2 separate regions of the Homo sapiens genome follow, and region 2 is linked to region 1. Evidence: chromatin loops called from intact Hi-C (ENCODE). Cell type or tissue: IMR-90. All regions are shown on one strand. Region 1 has its middle 42 kb from the start of LINC03140. Region 2 has its middle 62 kb from the start of PGRMC2.

What was found. Hi-C counts contacts between places; a loop is a spot of excess contacts. Peaks named below come from ENCODE experiments on the same cell type or tissue, not always from the same donor. Only the 100,000 strongest peaks of a DNase experiment are listed, where the experiment ranks them.
Region 2: a loop joins it to region 1, with 2.0 times the contacts of the local background. A loop is called at or near these places in 2 of 110 quality-filtered maps.

What each region holds. Positions count from the first base shown.
Region 1 is chr4:128,524,561-128,532,560 of GRCh38, forward strand. No RefSeq gene overlaps it. Among named protein-coding and RNA genes, the nearest start is that of LINC03140, 42 kb to the right of the region's middle. In IMR-90, no CTCF peak of the experiment used is centred here; DNase peaks (open chromatin) are centred at 1,871 and 4,781; H3K27ac peaks cover 2,900 bases.
Region 2 is chr4:128,345,516-128,353,515 of GRCh38, forward strand. No RefSeq gene overlaps it. Among named protein-coding and RNA genes, the nearest start is that of PGRMC2, 62 kb to the left of the region's middle. RefSeq lists enhancers at 4,337-4,915, 4,950-5,488. In IMR-90, no CTCF peak of the experiment used is centred here; a DNase peak (open chromatin) is centred at 4,496; H3K27ac peaks cover 3,453 bases.

The DNA.
Region 1 (8,000 bases):
GGCTGGCCCAGGCTGGCTAAAGCTGGCCGTCCTGGGTTTGTCTTGGCTGTCTGTGGGCAAAGCTGCATTTTAAACTTGAAATAATGGTAAATTCACTAGTAACACTGTTAGAGACAATGTTTAATTCGAAAACTCCTGTGCAGTCCAAGTAAATTAAATTATGAGGATAAAGTTTCCATCTCAAAGAACAACTAACTGCTAGGATGACTTCCAACTTAAAAAAAAAAGAAAAAGAAAAAGTACATTCACCATATTTAGAATCACTTCATTGTCCTAAAGAGTCAACTTTTTCCTACAAAAAAAAAAAAAGAAACATTCACTTGACAATATCCCATGAGACCGCCATTCTAGGGAACCTGAGTGATAGAGTGGCAGAGTCCTCTGAAGTCACCCCCTTTTCACCTGCACAGGCTGACTGTTCCATGGGCCCTACCCCACGACCACCCCCTCCTTGTAACTTCACTGCCTGGCAAGTTAAGCGTGATCCTAAGGGCTGAGGGAAGTTCTGGAATTTAGGGTGAATGAGAAGTGTATTCCCAGATGAGCTGCTCCTTGTAAGTGATCAAGCTTCCTAATATTTTAAGTATTTGCCGGGTGCGGTGGCTCAAGCCTGTAATCTCAACGCTTCGGGAGGCCAAGGCGGGAGGATCACTTGAGGTCAGGAGTTTGAGACCAGCCTGGCCAACATGGTAAAACCCCATCTCTACTAAAAATACAAAAAATTAGCTGGGTGTGGTGGTGCACGCCTGTAATTCCAGCTACTCAGGAGATTGAGGCAGGAGAATCACTTGAACCCTGGAGGCAAAGGTTGCAGTCAGCCGAGATTGCCCTCTGCACTCCAGCCTGGGTGACAGAGTGAGACTTTGTCTCAAAAAAAAAAAAAAAAAAAAAAAAAATTTAAGTATTTGTCATCTCCCTTGAGACAGAGCAGATTAATAATGGAAAAGTGCGGGGGCGGGGGGCGGGGTTCTCTCTACGTCCTGCAGCTACAGTCAGAGCTCTTCCTCTATATTTGCCATGTCACAGCCACTTGCACATAGAAGTCCCAGTTGTCCTGAATACCAGTGTGCCCTTCTCAATCTTAGGTTTGAGATACTGGTGTCTGCTGTAGGCTCTTTCGCCTTGACTTTGGTAGGTTACCTCTGAATAGTCCTTTATAAATAAAACAAAAGGAACACTACCTATGGTGGCTCTAGTTTTAGAAGGAGGGCAGATTCATGGCTTACACTTGGAGACGCTAGATTTCCTTAAGTTCGTTGTGCTTTTTAGTAATTGCTGAAATGTCTCACATAGAGGCTAAATTCAGTCACTATATTACTGAGTGCCTAAAAATTTGGCTTTATGCCTTATTTTTAAATCATAGCAATGTATAATTTTGGTTATGTCATATCCATGTAAAAGTCTCCTTTTCTCTTTGTAGATGTCTTTTAAGGCCTCTTTCAGTTCTAAACATTTGGAGATTCCAAATAGTTTGCATTTGGGGTTTGTTTGGACTGTTGTTAATCTGTGGAAATCCTGAGGAACAAGAATGGCTTGTTTCTTTGTTTACCTTTAAGGTGGTTTTCCTCCTGGGTGCCTGTTCACCTCCTGAGGAGGGAAAATTGGGTCATCTCTATGTTATTTAAGGCTGCTCACCTTAAGGGTACTCCCTTAAATAGGTTGTTATTCCACATCTGTCATCTGTACTAGAACAAAAGTAAATTCTCACACTCGACTTCAGAGTAGGGGTTTGCTCAATTGCTTCTTATCAAAGTTTCTAAGAACTGAGTTTTTTCAGTTATTTCTTGAGTTTACACATTCCAGTTTTATTTAATCAAAGGAACTGTGTGGGAAAACAGCAGTGTATAAAATATTCATTCACAGCAGTGATAGTGCAATTGAGTAACAGCAGCAGCTGCCCTGAACACATGGCTGTGAGAACACAATTAAAATTTCAACACACTTTGTGAAACACTTTTCTATACAGCTCAGCTTTCAAAGTCATGAGGGAATGTATATGGTGCTTAAGTGTAAACTCCTACTTGGAGTCCTGTTGGTGGTTTAATGATGAAAAATATCTTTTCTTTAATTCAAATATATTGACCCTATATGTATTTTGATAGCTGCTAAAATTCCTAGGGTTATTCTCAAGGTAGACCTTCAGAATATAAATGCAAAGATTCTGAAAATTTCATGTACATAAGAGACAACCAGTAAATATGTTAAAAAGGCAGATTTGGATCAATTGTTGATACACTTTTAGGTAGTACCAGGTTTTGGGCTATTTTGTGTCTTTTTGGTGAACATATGTGTTTCTGTTGGGCATCTAGGAGTAGCATTTCTGCATTTAAGGTAGCCATATATTCAGCACTAGTAAATACTGCCAAAAGTGTTCCAAGATGATTTTATCAACTTATAGTCTCACTGCCATGTTAGTGTTTAAGAGTTTCGGTGGATCCACGTTCTTACCAACACTTGGTGTTTTCTGTTTTTATTTTAGCCATTCTATTGGTTATACAAAGGTACAGTCATGTGCCATAAAATGATATTTTGGTCAACAACGAACCATGCAGACAATGGTGGTCCCATAAGATTATAATATATTTTTGCTGTATCTTTTCTATATTTAAGTATATTTACATACACAAATACTTCCCATTGGGTTACAACTACCTACAATATTTAAGACAATAACATGCTGTACAGGTTTATAACCTAGGAGCAATAAGCCATACAATATAGCCTAGGTATGTAGGAGATTATATCATCTAGGTTTGTGTAGATACACTCTGTGATGTTCACACAATGACAATACTGCCTAATGATGCATTTCTCAGAATATATCCCCATCATTAAGTGACGCATGACTGTATTTCATTATAATTTAGATTTAAATTGAATGGATACATTTTGGTATAGTCATGCAATAGAATACCATTCAGCCAAAGAGAGTGAACAGTCTATAATGACATGCAACAATGTGGATGAATCTCACAATCTGTGAAAAAAGCCAGACACAAAAGAATGCAGACTGCATGAGTCCATTTATAGACAGTACCAAAAAACCCAGGTGAAAGTAATCTATGGCATTAGCAATTAAGATACGGGTTGGCCTTGAGGAGAGTGAGTAGACTGTGCGTGGAGAGAGCAGAGGGGCTTCTGGGATATCAGTGATATTATTCTTGATCTGAGTGCTGGCTTTGCAGATGGGTTTAGTTGTGAAACTCCAGCAAGCTGTCCACTTTATGCTGTGTGCACTTTTCAGTATGTATATTATTCTTTATTTAAATTTTTTTTTAGAGTACAGATTTCTAGGCCTTTACTGTGAGATGTGGTCCTTTGATGGGACCTGGGAGTTTACATGTTTGACAAGCACTCAGGTGATTGGGATGCAGGTGGCCTCAAAGTGCACTTTGAGAAACATTGGTAATTGCATTCAGTGCAGAGATTTTTAAAGCATTCATCAGCTCTTCAAAATAATTTAATCAGCTGCTTTATATACTGCAGCTATTTTTGGTCATTTCAGAGATGGTTTCACTCATCCCACCCCCATCCCACTTTCACCTTCTGAGAGCGAATCAATCCTGGAAAAATGAAAACCCCAAGTGAGCCCCACGTTGGAAAGAGTTGCAGCTTATACTCAGTGAGGAAAGGACAATCAAGTGAGAAAGAAATCCATTGGTGGGGAAAAACCCCATCAAGTGCAGGAATCATAGAAACCCTCTCTGGGAGGAGAACTGACCTTTTCTGATGAAAACTCATTTCATTTATTTAGCCACGGGTGACAGAGTGTATCTGAGTCTGAGGCATTTGGTGGAGGCTCTGTAAAAACTAGGTTAAGGACTGAATCAAAATCTCTTCCAATTACACGAAGGAGGAAGCTAAGAATGCAAATAACTGTAAAGCTATTGCTTGTTGTGACTAAAAGTCCTCCACATAGTAAGGCCTAAATCAGCTTTCATTTTATTGCTATGGGGAAGGACAGAGCTACCCAACACAATTATACAGACAAGTTTTTAAGGGAACAAAAACAGTGAAAAAAAAAATCACTCAATGCTTGTTTAGAGCTTGCTCTATCCGCCCAAGTGCTGAGAAAGTGTTCTCAAAAGTCAAGAGGGAAAGAGTTCTTACTTGATAAAAAACTGTTGGCTTTTAAAGGGTCAGTTATTCTCCTTGAAGACACAGGGGTATGTACCTGATTTACCTATAGGCAGGCTGGTATTAAGTTGATTTCACTGGTATGTCTACCCCAATGATTAAAAAATCTGAAATAATTTTGTACTTGTTGGAAAATAGCCCCAGCCCAGGGCTCCTTGAGAACCCCCCATTCACTGTCCACATTGCTTGGCCCTCCTCTGGGATTCCTCAGAACTCCCGACAGTACAGCAACTAAAGGGTTAATGTCCAGCAATTGAGAGACCTCCAACCCTGTCCAGCCACAAGCTACCTTAGAGGTCATTGCTTTGTGGTGATACCTGTGAAGGGGAGAAATGGCCTTTTTGGGTCAACTGCGGAACCCTATCCATGTTCTTCTCTTACTCAACAGCTTTTCACTACCCTCCCCCCAGAGTGCCCCAATTCTATTTCTCTTGTAATTTTTCATTCTTTGGTAACTTCTCATTCAAGGCAATGAAAGATCACTAATTAAATGTAGATGTTTTGTCATTAGATTAACCTTCTAGTCTGTCACTCCTAAACATCCAAGGGCTTCCAGAGGCTCTCTGATTCATCGGCTCCTTCACTCTCTCATTCAGCAAACATCTCTGGAATGCCTGCTACATGCCATCACTGTGCTTACTGGTAAGACTCCATCCCCCTCAGCTTAAATGAGAGCTCACAGTCTGGTGGGAATAATCAACCTGTAAATAGACAATTCTGGTGCAATCATGGAGCTATTCGAGTATGATGGGAACATAAAGGCTGGCAAAGGTAGATCATGGTGAGTCAGGGAAGACTTCCTGGAAGAAGTGGTTTGAGCTTAGTCTTTTTTCTTTCTTTTTTCCTTTTATAGATTTAGAGAGTACAAGTGCAGTTTTGTTACAGGGATATATTGTGTAGTGGTGAAGTGTGGGCTTTTAGTGTCCCCATCGCCCAAAGAGTGAACAATGTACCCAATAGGTAAATTTTCAGCTCTCACCACCCCCCCTTTTTTCTCCCCTTTTTTGGAGCGCCCATTGTCTGTTATTTCCCTCTCTGTGTTCATGTGTACCCATTGTTTAGCTCTCATAAGTGAGAACATGTGGTATTTGATTTTCTGAGTTATTACACTTAGGATAAGGGCCTCTAGCTCTATCCATGTTGCTGCAAAAGACATGATCTCATTCTTTTTTTGTTGTTTTTCTTTTCTTTTTTTATTTTATTTTTTATTATATTTTAAGTTCTGGGGTACATGTGCAGAACGTGCAGTTTTGTTACATAGGTATACATGTGCCATGGTGGTTTGCTGCACTCATCAACCTGTCACCTACATTAGGTATTTCTCCTAATGTGATCCCTCCCCTAGCCCCCCACCCCCTGACAGGCCCTGGTGTGTGATGTTCCCTCCCTGTGTCCATGTGTTCTTCTTGTTCAACTCCCACTTATGAGTGAGAACATGCAGTGTTTTGTTTTCTGTTCTTGTGATAGTTTACTGAGAATGATTGTTTCCAGTTTCATCCATGTCCCTGCAAAGGACATGAACTCATCCTTTTTTTATGGCTGCATAATATTATTCCATGGTGTGTATATGTGCCACATTTTCTTTATCCAGTCTATCATTGATGGGCATTTGGGTTGGTTGCAAGTCTTTGCTATTGTGAATAGTGCCACAATAAACATATGTGTGCATGTGTTTTTATTGTAGAATGATTTATAATCCTTTGGGTATATACCCAGTAATGGGATTGCTGGGTCAAATGGTATTTCTAGTTCTAGATCCTTGAGGAATCGCCACACTGTCTTCCACAGTGGTTGAACTAGTTTACAGTCCCACCAACAGTGTCAAAGTGTTCCTATTTCTCCACATCCTCTCCAGCCCCTGTTGTTTCCTGACTTTTTAATGATTGCCATTCTAACTGGCATGAGATGGTATCTCATTGTGGTTTTGATTTGCATTTCTCTAATGACCAGTGATGATGAGCATTTTTTCATATGTTTGTTGGCTGCATAAATGTCTTCTTTTGAGAAGTGTCTGTTCATATCCTTTGTCCCCTTTTTCATGGGGTTTTTTTTTCTTGTAAATTTGTTTAAGTTCTTTGTAGATTCTGGATATTAGCCCTTTGTCAGATGGGTAGATTGCAAAAATTTTCTCCCATTTTGTAGGTTGCCTCTTCACTCTGATGATAGTTTCTTTTGCTGTGCAGAAGCTCTTTAGATCTCATTTATCAATTTTGGTTTTTGTTGCCATTGTTTTTGGTGTTTTAGACATGAAGTCTCTGCCCATGCCTATGTCCTGAATGGTATTGCACAGGTTTTCTTCTAGGATTTTTATGGTTTTTGGGTCTTACATTTAAGTCTTTAATCCATCTTGAGTTGATTTTTGTATAAGGTGTAGGAAAGGGATCCAGTTTCAGTTTTCTGCATATGGCTAGCCAGTTTTCCCCACACCATTTATTAAATAGGGAATCTTTTCCCCATTGCTTGTTTGTGTCAAGTTTATCAAAGATCAGATGGTTGTAGATGTGTGGTGTTATTTCCGAGGCCTCTGTTCTGTTCCATTGGTCTATATATCTGTTTTGGTACCGGTACCATGCTGTTTTTGGTTACTGTAGCCTTGCAGTATAGTTTGAAGTCAGATAGCGTGATTCCTCCAGCTTTGTTCTTATTGCTTAGGATTGTCTTGGCTATGCAGGCTCTTTTTTGGTTCCATATGAAGTTTAAAGTAGTTTTTTCTAGTTCTGTGAAGAAAGTTACTGGTAGCTTGATGGGGATAGCATTGAATCTATAAATTATTTTGGGCAGTATGGCCATTTTGACAATATTAATTCTTCCTATCCATGAGGATGGAATGTTTTTCCATTTGTTTGCATCCTCTCTTATTTCCTTGAGCAGTGCTTTGTAGTTCTCCTTGAAGAGGTCCTTCACATCCTTTGTAAGTTGGATTCCTAGGTATTTTATTCTCTTTGTAGCAATTGTGAATGAGAGTTCACTCATGATTTGGCTGTTTGTCTGTTATTGGTGTATAGGAATGCTTGTGATTTTTGCACACTGATTCTGTATCCTGAGACTTTGCTGAAGTTGCTTATCAGCTTAAGGAGATTTTGGGCTGAGACGATGGGGTTTTCTAAATATACAGTCATGTCATCTGCAAACAGAGACAGTCTGACTTCCTCTCTTCCTATTTGAATACGCTTTATTTCTTTCTGTTGCCTGATTGCCCTGGCCAGAACTTCCAATACTATGTTGAGTAGGAGTGGTGAGAGAGGGCATCCTTGTCTTGTGCTGGCTTTCAAAGGGAATGTTTCCAGTTTTTGCCCATTCAGTATGATATTGGCCATGGGTTTGTCATAAATAGCTGTTATTATTTTGAGATATGTTCCATAGATACCTAGTTTATTGAGAGTTTTTAGCATGAAGCGTTGTTGAATTTTGTTGAAGGCCTTTTCTGCATCTATTGAGCTAATCATGTGGTTTTTGTCATTGATTCTGTTTATGTGATGGATTATGTTTATTGATTTGCGTATGCTGAACCAGCCTTGCATCCCAGGTATGAAGCCAACTTGATCATGGTGGATAATCTTTTTGATGTGCTGCTGGATTCAGTTTGCCAGTGTTTTATTGAGGATTTTCGCATCGATGTTCATCAGGGATATTGGCCTGAAATGTTCCTTTTTTGTTATGTCTCTGCCAGGTTTTGGTATCAGAATGATGCTGGCCTCATAGAGTGAGTTAGGGAGGATTCCCTCTTTTTCTATTGTTTGGAATAGTTTCAGAAGGAATCGTAGCAGCTCCTCTTTGTACCTCTGGTAGGTAGAATTTGGCTGTGAATCCATCTGGTCCTGGACTTTTTTTGGTTGGTAGGCTATTAATTACTGCCTCAATTT
Region 2 (8,000 bases), 180 kb before region 1:
TGAGTCCTCTGCAACCATGACACTTAGTTGCTGGCTGACTTTGGGCAAGTATTAAATAGGGATAATGATGATGGGAATGACGATGATGATGATGGTGAAAAAGTAGCTTGGGTTTTTGTGAGGTTAAATTTAAAAGTGCCTATCAAAATGCCTGGCAACATAGTAAGTCCCAGACTTTCTCTCCCAAACCCCTACATGTGATAAGAAAAAACAGATTAGTATTAGGATTGTTTCTACACTTTAAGGGAACATGTAAACTATAGCCTGTGCTGTATCAGAAGGACAGTGAATACCATGTAGTGCTCTGGTTTTGAGTAGTTCATACTTCACATTCTCACTGCCCTTGAGAGCTTGGTTTATACTATGTCAACTCACACGTGTTTAGCTCTTATGTCACATTATAATTGCTCTCAGATAGTTTTGATGGACATTTTGCCTACCCAGTCAGATGATAAACTACACAAAGGCAGGGATACCTTCCATTAACTTTGAATCATCCATAGTTCCTGGAACAGGGTTCTGTAGATGAAACATTTCTATTCTTAGTGATAACAGCTTGAAATGAAACATTTACTTATTCTTCTTATTGGTTGAAGGGATAGAACGTGAATAAAACAGAGCTTAGGGGTTTTGGAGAATGTGATTACCAACTCAAATATCCAACAAGATGTTTCTTAGCAGTTGTCTGGATGACAACATGATGATCCTGATTTATTATTGCTTTGCTTTAAATACCACTTAGGAGATAATAGCAATTTACTGTTGGCTCTGGTTTCCTATTCATCCCTTCACTGGTCTTGGGTAATGTTATTGTCATACACAAAAATTGCAATATGTAAAACATGCATAGTTTCTATTTTATTCATAAGATCCATTAGGGCAAGAACCTTGCCTTAGTAGCTTTCATATTTCCAGTGCCTAGACTAGTGCCTGACACATTATAAGCACTCAGAATAAATTATGTTGGATGACTCTTCATACTTATACGTAATGCTAAGTAAGGCTATAGGCGAGTACTTTGGGGTGCTGAGAGTGTGCTGGTTTTCAAAATAGAACATTAGTTTTTCTCAGACTTCTGAGAGTTTGTGGTCTTCTAGGTATTCTAGGTATTTGACCACAAATAATCTATGATCATTTTATGTTATGAAATTCACCAAATATCTTCTATTTTTTTTTTTTTTTTTTTTGGAGACAGAGTCTCACTGCGATGCCCAGGCTGGAGTGTAGTGGCGTGATCTTGGCTCACTGCAACCTCCACCTCCTGAGTTCAAGCAATTCTCATGCCTCAGCCTCCTAAGTAGCTGGGATTACAGGCACCCGCCACCACACCCAGCTAATTTTTGTATTTTTAGTAGAGACAGGGTTTCACCATGTTGGCTAGGCTTGTCTTGAACTTCTGACATCAAGAGATCTGCCTGCCTTGGCCTCCTAAAGTGCTGGGATTACAGGCATGAACCACTGCACCCAGCCCCCTATTTTTAAGTTTCTCTGAAATTTTACTGAAAGAGTTAACTTATTTAGTTATAGAACAATTAAGTTAGATCTAATATTTGATAATTCAAGCAGTGTACACATGCATATATTGATAAGTATGTTTTACTCAAAAATATTTTCACTGTGGAATATCCTAGAATTGCATCACATTAAAAAAATTATTTAACTGACAAATGATTTTTTATTGTAGTAAAATTCAGTTAGTATAAAATTTACCATTTAAATCATTTTTTTCCCTACTGCCTGTAAAATTGCAGAGTCATCTTTTTTTGTTGTTGTTGTCCTTTTAAAAAAAAAAAAACCAGGGTCTTACTCTGTTGCCCAGGCCTGAGTGCAGTGGCACAAACAGAGCTCACTGCAGCCTTGACCTCCTGGTTTCAAGCCTCTGCTTCTCAAGTAGCCGGGACTACAGGTGTGTGGCACCATGCCCGGCTGTTTTTTATTTTTTATTTTCTTTGTAGAGATTAGGTCTCTCTATGTTGGTCAGGTTGGTCTTGGACTCCTGGACTCAAGTGATCCTCCTGCCTCAATCTTTCAAAGCGCTCAGGCTACAGGTGTAAGCCACTGTGCCCAGCTTAGATTAAGCATTTTTAAAGCATACAATTCATTGGTATTTAGGACGTTCACATGGTTGTGCAACTACCACCACTATCTAGCTCCAGAACATTTTCATCACCCCAGATGGAAACAGGAGACAATAAGCAGCCACTCCCCATCCTCCCCTACCCACAGCTCCTGGAAACTACTAATCTGTTTTCTGTCCCTATAGATTTGCCTATTCTTGGATATTTCATATAAATGGTATCATACCATTTACAGTCACAAAGCCTTTTGTGACTGGCTTTTTTAACTTAACATGATGTTTTCAAGGTTCATGGATGCTGAGGCATGTCTCAGGACTTCTTTCTATTTTAAGGCTGAAAAATATTCTATTGGATGGTTATACCATGTTTATTTGTTCATTCATGAATTGATGGACATTTGTGTTTTTTTCTGTCTTTTGGCTAGTAGAAATAGTGCTGCTGTGAACACTGGTGTACAAGCATCTGCTTGACTCCCTGTTTTCAATTATTTTGGGCATATACCTAGGAATGAAATTGCTGAGTCATATGGTATTTTATGTTTGACTTATTGAGGAATCACCAAAAGGCTGCACACTTTACATTCCCACCAGCAATGTATGAGAGTTCTGATTTCTCCATATACTCATCAGCATTTACTGTTTTCTGTTTTTTTTTAATTATAGCCAATCTACAAATGATTTTAAACTTTGTTACAAATTCTTATCCCTCTGTGGGAGCATATTTATAACCCCACATTGCATATTTCTGGGACAGTTTTGATGTTTGATCTGCTTGTTCTCCGGGCAGAGGGAGTGTGATTTCTGTAATGCTAACTGTGCTCTCCAGCCGCCCGGCATTGTGTTGTTTGGGTGTCTGGGAGTGTCAGACTTGGAATGTTACTGTTGATTGCTGTGGACAGTTTTCATCTCTGAAGGGAAGATATACAGGTTTGGGGCTAGAGTGAAGACTGTTCTTGGAGATATTTTTAACCACGTCCAAATAACTCCATGCCAACAAATATAAAATGAGTAATCATTCTTTTTGTTTTGATGTCAAAAAGAATACATTTGTAATAACTCCACTCTTTTTCTAAAAAGGAGTAGTGTCTTCTTCTGTCAGAAAATGATTTTAGATTACAGTATTTGGCAAGTTTTAGAGCTTCACTGTCTATTTTATGATAGTATAAACGTTTTCTTCTTTGAAAGACAAATTTACACAATAAGATATGTAAGAAGTAGAGTAAAGCAGCAATGTTTAAATACATTGTTATGTTCAGGTTTTAGATCCTGACCTGAATTTTAGAATAAATATACAAAAAAGGTGTTTTTTTAAGTTCATCTAGGGGTGATTGAGGCTACAAAATTTATGCCATGTTTTCAACTGTCAAGGCTGCTTTTAGAATCCAGAGGAGGCCTGTAAGTACAAAGATGTAGAGATGAATAAAGAAAGACAGTGGCCCATTCTTTCTGTTTTTTCACAGTCTCCCTTAGGGTGTGAGTTAGGTGCTTATGTGCAATTAAAAAAAAATTATTGATTGGCCGGGTGCGGTGGCTCACGCCTGTAATCCCAACACTTTGGGAGGCTGAGGTGGGCGGATCACCTGAGGTCAGGAGTTCGAGACCAGCCTGACCAGTATGATGAAATCCCATCTCTACTAAAAATACAAAAATTAGCTGGGCATGGTGGCATGCGCCTGTAATCCCAGCTACTCGGGAGGCTGAGACAGGAGAATCGCTTGAACCCGGGAGGCGGAGGTTGCAGTGAGCTGAGATGGTGCCATTGCACTCCAGCCTGGACAACAAGAGCGAAACTCTGTCTCAAAAAAAAAAATTATTGATTGATTAGGGATGTGGGTTAAATGGTAGGCTGGTAGGCTGCTATTAACTTTCTCATGTACTTCCCCAAAGAAGCCCATGAGGTAGAAACACAAATGTATGGATATCATTTTAACACTATACTATACTATTTGGGAAACATTTTAGTTTTATTGGGAGGGAAACATTTATTAGTATCTCAAAAGATGCCAGTCTTCAAAGTACTCTCCTACCTGTGACAGGAACCATTACATAAGAAAATTAACGAAAGACCTGTAGAGAATAAAAGGTAAAGAAATACTGTATCTAATAGTTTCTAGCATATAAACACTGGATTTTAGGTAGCATTATTGTACAATGATGTGCATAGTAGGCTTTCAAAAAGCGTTTGTAGAATTAATGAAGGAAATGAATAATTCATTAATGAATAATGAAGAAAGAAAAAAATTGTATAAACTGAACTGAACTGAAATATTTAACTTAAAGGACCAAATAATCTAAAGAGGAATCTTTATTTGTTTCTGCTCCCAAAGAGCTCATGTTTTGTATTTAGTTATAGTTCAACAATGTTTATTTAATGCCTTCTACATGCGAGGCACTGAGATGACGTAAGGAGGTTAGATAGGGGATGAGCGGAATGTAAACAAAGATGTGTAGTAATAGAAGTACTTCAAAGGTCAGAACAGACAGGATGATGAAAGAGGAGGAAGACATTAACTCTGCCAATGGTGGCATATTAGAAGAAATTAACAAAAGAATTGAGCTCAGTTTTGAAGGTAAATGCTGGTTTATCAGGATGACAATGGGCATGGAAATTCTGGGTAGCAGGAACAACATTGATAGTGACAGGAGGCAGTCAGATGCCTAGGCAGATAGGGGTGAGTCCCCAGCAAAATCCCACCTCCAAGTCGAAGACCATGTAAAGCCTGAAAGCCAAGTTACAAGTTAAATGCTGGGACCAGATTGAGAACCTGTCTTCCCATTTGGTGTGCTTTCCTCTGATTGGTCTCTGCCTTTCACCCATTTTACATATACCTACCCTTTCCTAATTGGTTTTCTACATTGTGGTGCCCACCTTTGAGTGGTGTCTTTGCTTTAAACTTTTTTGCATACTCACAAACCAATCAGCATGCACTCCCCATTCTGAGTCCATAAAAAGCCCCAGACCCAATCACACAGGGAGAAACCACCCGACTGTGGGGGCGGGGGTACCTTCCTCCCACCCTGCATCCCCTCTCTTCTGAGAGCTGTTCTGTCACTCAATAAAATCCTCTGCTGTCATCACCCTTCAGTCATCAGTGTGATGTCATTTTTCTTGGTTGCTGGACAAGAGCTTAGGACCCACTGAGCACAGGTACTCTGAAAAGCTGTAGTACTGGCCCTTGCCCTTGCCAGCAGAGAGCAGCCACCCTGCACAATGGAGCAATGGACCGACTGAGCTGCTAACATGCTGCCATAAGGCTGCGGACAGTGGAACTACAAGAGCTAATTATCACACTAACACCTGCTCTGGGGCTTCAGGGTCAAGGGCATCCCTCCCTGGGCACTGCCCTATTCCCTTCGAGGTAACATGCCTGGCTTGGCCATGGGCCCTGCACAGAGCTTGCTCCTGTGTTGGTGGTCAGAGTGGCTGGCCAGGTTCCACACTTGCTCGCTCACATGCTCCCTCCTGCAAGGGGCTGAGCATGGCAGGCCAAGTAGAGGGGGCACCCCTGCTGCGAATCCAGCAAAGGGGCTGAAAAAAATCCTTCTTTGACATGGCTAAGATGTCGAGGCATGAACCAATGTAGTGTGCTCAGGAAATACAAATAATTTGGCACTGGTGGTTCTGAAACTGTAAGGTTTAAGGAGAAATAGGGAAATATGAGGCTGGAAAGATACTCCAGGCCTGTGTCATGGTGCCTTATATTCTATAATAAGGGTCTTGGGATTTATCTGGTAGTCACTGGAAAGCCATTCAATTGCTTTAAACAAAGGACTGACCACTGAGATTTGGAATTCTTGTTGAGATTTTTTTGTGGAGCAGTATTTCTCCCAAGAGCACATACATTAAAATCTTCTGTTGTGCCTGTTAAAAATTCAGAGCCCTGAACTCCATCCTGGTATAAAGCAAAAATAAAATTTTAATCCCCTTGACCATCCCAATGGCCCCTTCTCTTGGCAAGGGCATTCCAAAGTTAAATGGAAAAACTAGTTTTAGACCATGATGGGAAGGGGGTGTTGGAACTCCTTCCTTTTGGAATTACTGATAGAACAGACTTTTTAAGTCTGATAAGAAACATTTACAATCTATTCTCAAAGTCTGCTACCAGGAGGCTTCACCTGCATGATAAAACCTTGGTCTCCACAACTCCTTATCTTAACCCAGACAGTCCTAAGTTTTTAGACAATAACCTAACTGTTTCAATCCATGCCAATCAATAAGTCTTTAAATCTGCCTATGACTTGGAGGCCCTTCCTTCCAAGTAGTTGTCCTGCCTTTCTGGACCAAACGAATGTACATCCTATGTGTATCTGATAGATGTCTCATGTCTCCCTAAAATCTGTAAAACTAAGCTGTACCCCAACCACTTTGGGCACATGTTCTCAGGATCTCCTGAGGGTTGTGTCACAGGCCGTTGGTCACTCATATTTGGCTCAGAATAAATCTCTTCAAATATTTTACAGAGTTTGACTCTTTTTGTCAACACTGGGTTTACTGAATCAGAATCCTGGTGGAAAACTTTGGAATCTGTGTATTTAACCTTCCAAGAAGATCCCCTTGCACCCTGCAGTTTTGAACACATTGCTCTCAGGGGTACGGGGTTGAAAAGGTGGGCAAGACTGAATGCAGAGAGGTCATCTAGGAGGTGATGTCACTCCAAGTGAGAAAGTTTGAAGTAGTGTCAATGGGGATAGAAGATAGAATATGATAAGCTTGAGAGATATTTTGGGGATAAAATCACATGTAGTTGGTGCTTGGATAGACTGAGTGAAGAAGAAGGTTTCAAGCCAGGTTTCTGTCTTAATTGTCGGGTGGTGCATTAATAGTTATTATTAAAGTTTTAATAAGTTATACTTTTCCTTTTATATATAATTTAAAAAATTTGATACATTCCTAAATTTGATTATTGTTTCCTTTCAGGGCCAACTTGTTTTGTTGTTGAATTTTATGGTAGAAATAAAATGAAAAAATGTCACTTCATTAAAATCTGTTATACTCAACTTGTCAGGAAAACATTTATTTATTCAGTTGTAGATCCCAAAGTACCTATTTGTCAAAGTACCTAAAATGAATAAATAGCTTTATTTCTGATATCTCTGGAAGAAATTATACTTGCAAAACTTAAAGTCTAATTCAGCATCCAGCCAAAGTTATTGGAAGTATCAGCCAATGAGCTGGAGACACAGCAAGGCTTAGTAGATAGATCTTTCAAGTCAGGCAGAACCCAATAAAATTATTAAATATGTATATATGTCTCTGTCACTGTCCCTTTTCCATCTCTTCCTTTCTGGTCCTGTCCTGAAGAAGAGACTCCTACATACTACTTGTATCTATTGTTGCTACTAATTCTTGTTAACTGATGTGCTGACAAATAAGAACCAAACATAGAATTATTTTGGGAAGGTGGTGGATATTATAAAGCCCACCCATTTCTGCACTTCCCTACATTTCTCAGACTCCTGTGCAGTTAGGTTGGCCATGTGACTGATTTCTGGCTAATGGAATGTGGGTGGAAATGGTGTTCTCTACTTGTAAGCTTCTTGATCTTCCATGCTCTGAATCTGAAATATCCTGCATATCTACCATGCTCTCCTTATCTCATTCCTGGTCCTCTAAAATGGCTCCAGACATCTGCATCAGACTTTGCATGAGCAAGAAATACTTTTATCATGTTAGTCTGCTGAGATTCCAGCTTATTCTGTAACATAGCATTGCTGACTCTGATCAATGCATAGGGGTATTCTCAATTTTATGGGTGACTACTAACGGTATTTAAGTTAAAAATGGATGAAACTAGGCTGGGTGTGGTGGCTCATGCCTGTAATCCCAGCACTTTGGGAGGCCGAGGTGGGTGGATCACAAGGTCAGGAGTTCAAGACCAGCCTGGCCAATATGGCGAAACCCCGTCTGTACTAAAAAATACAA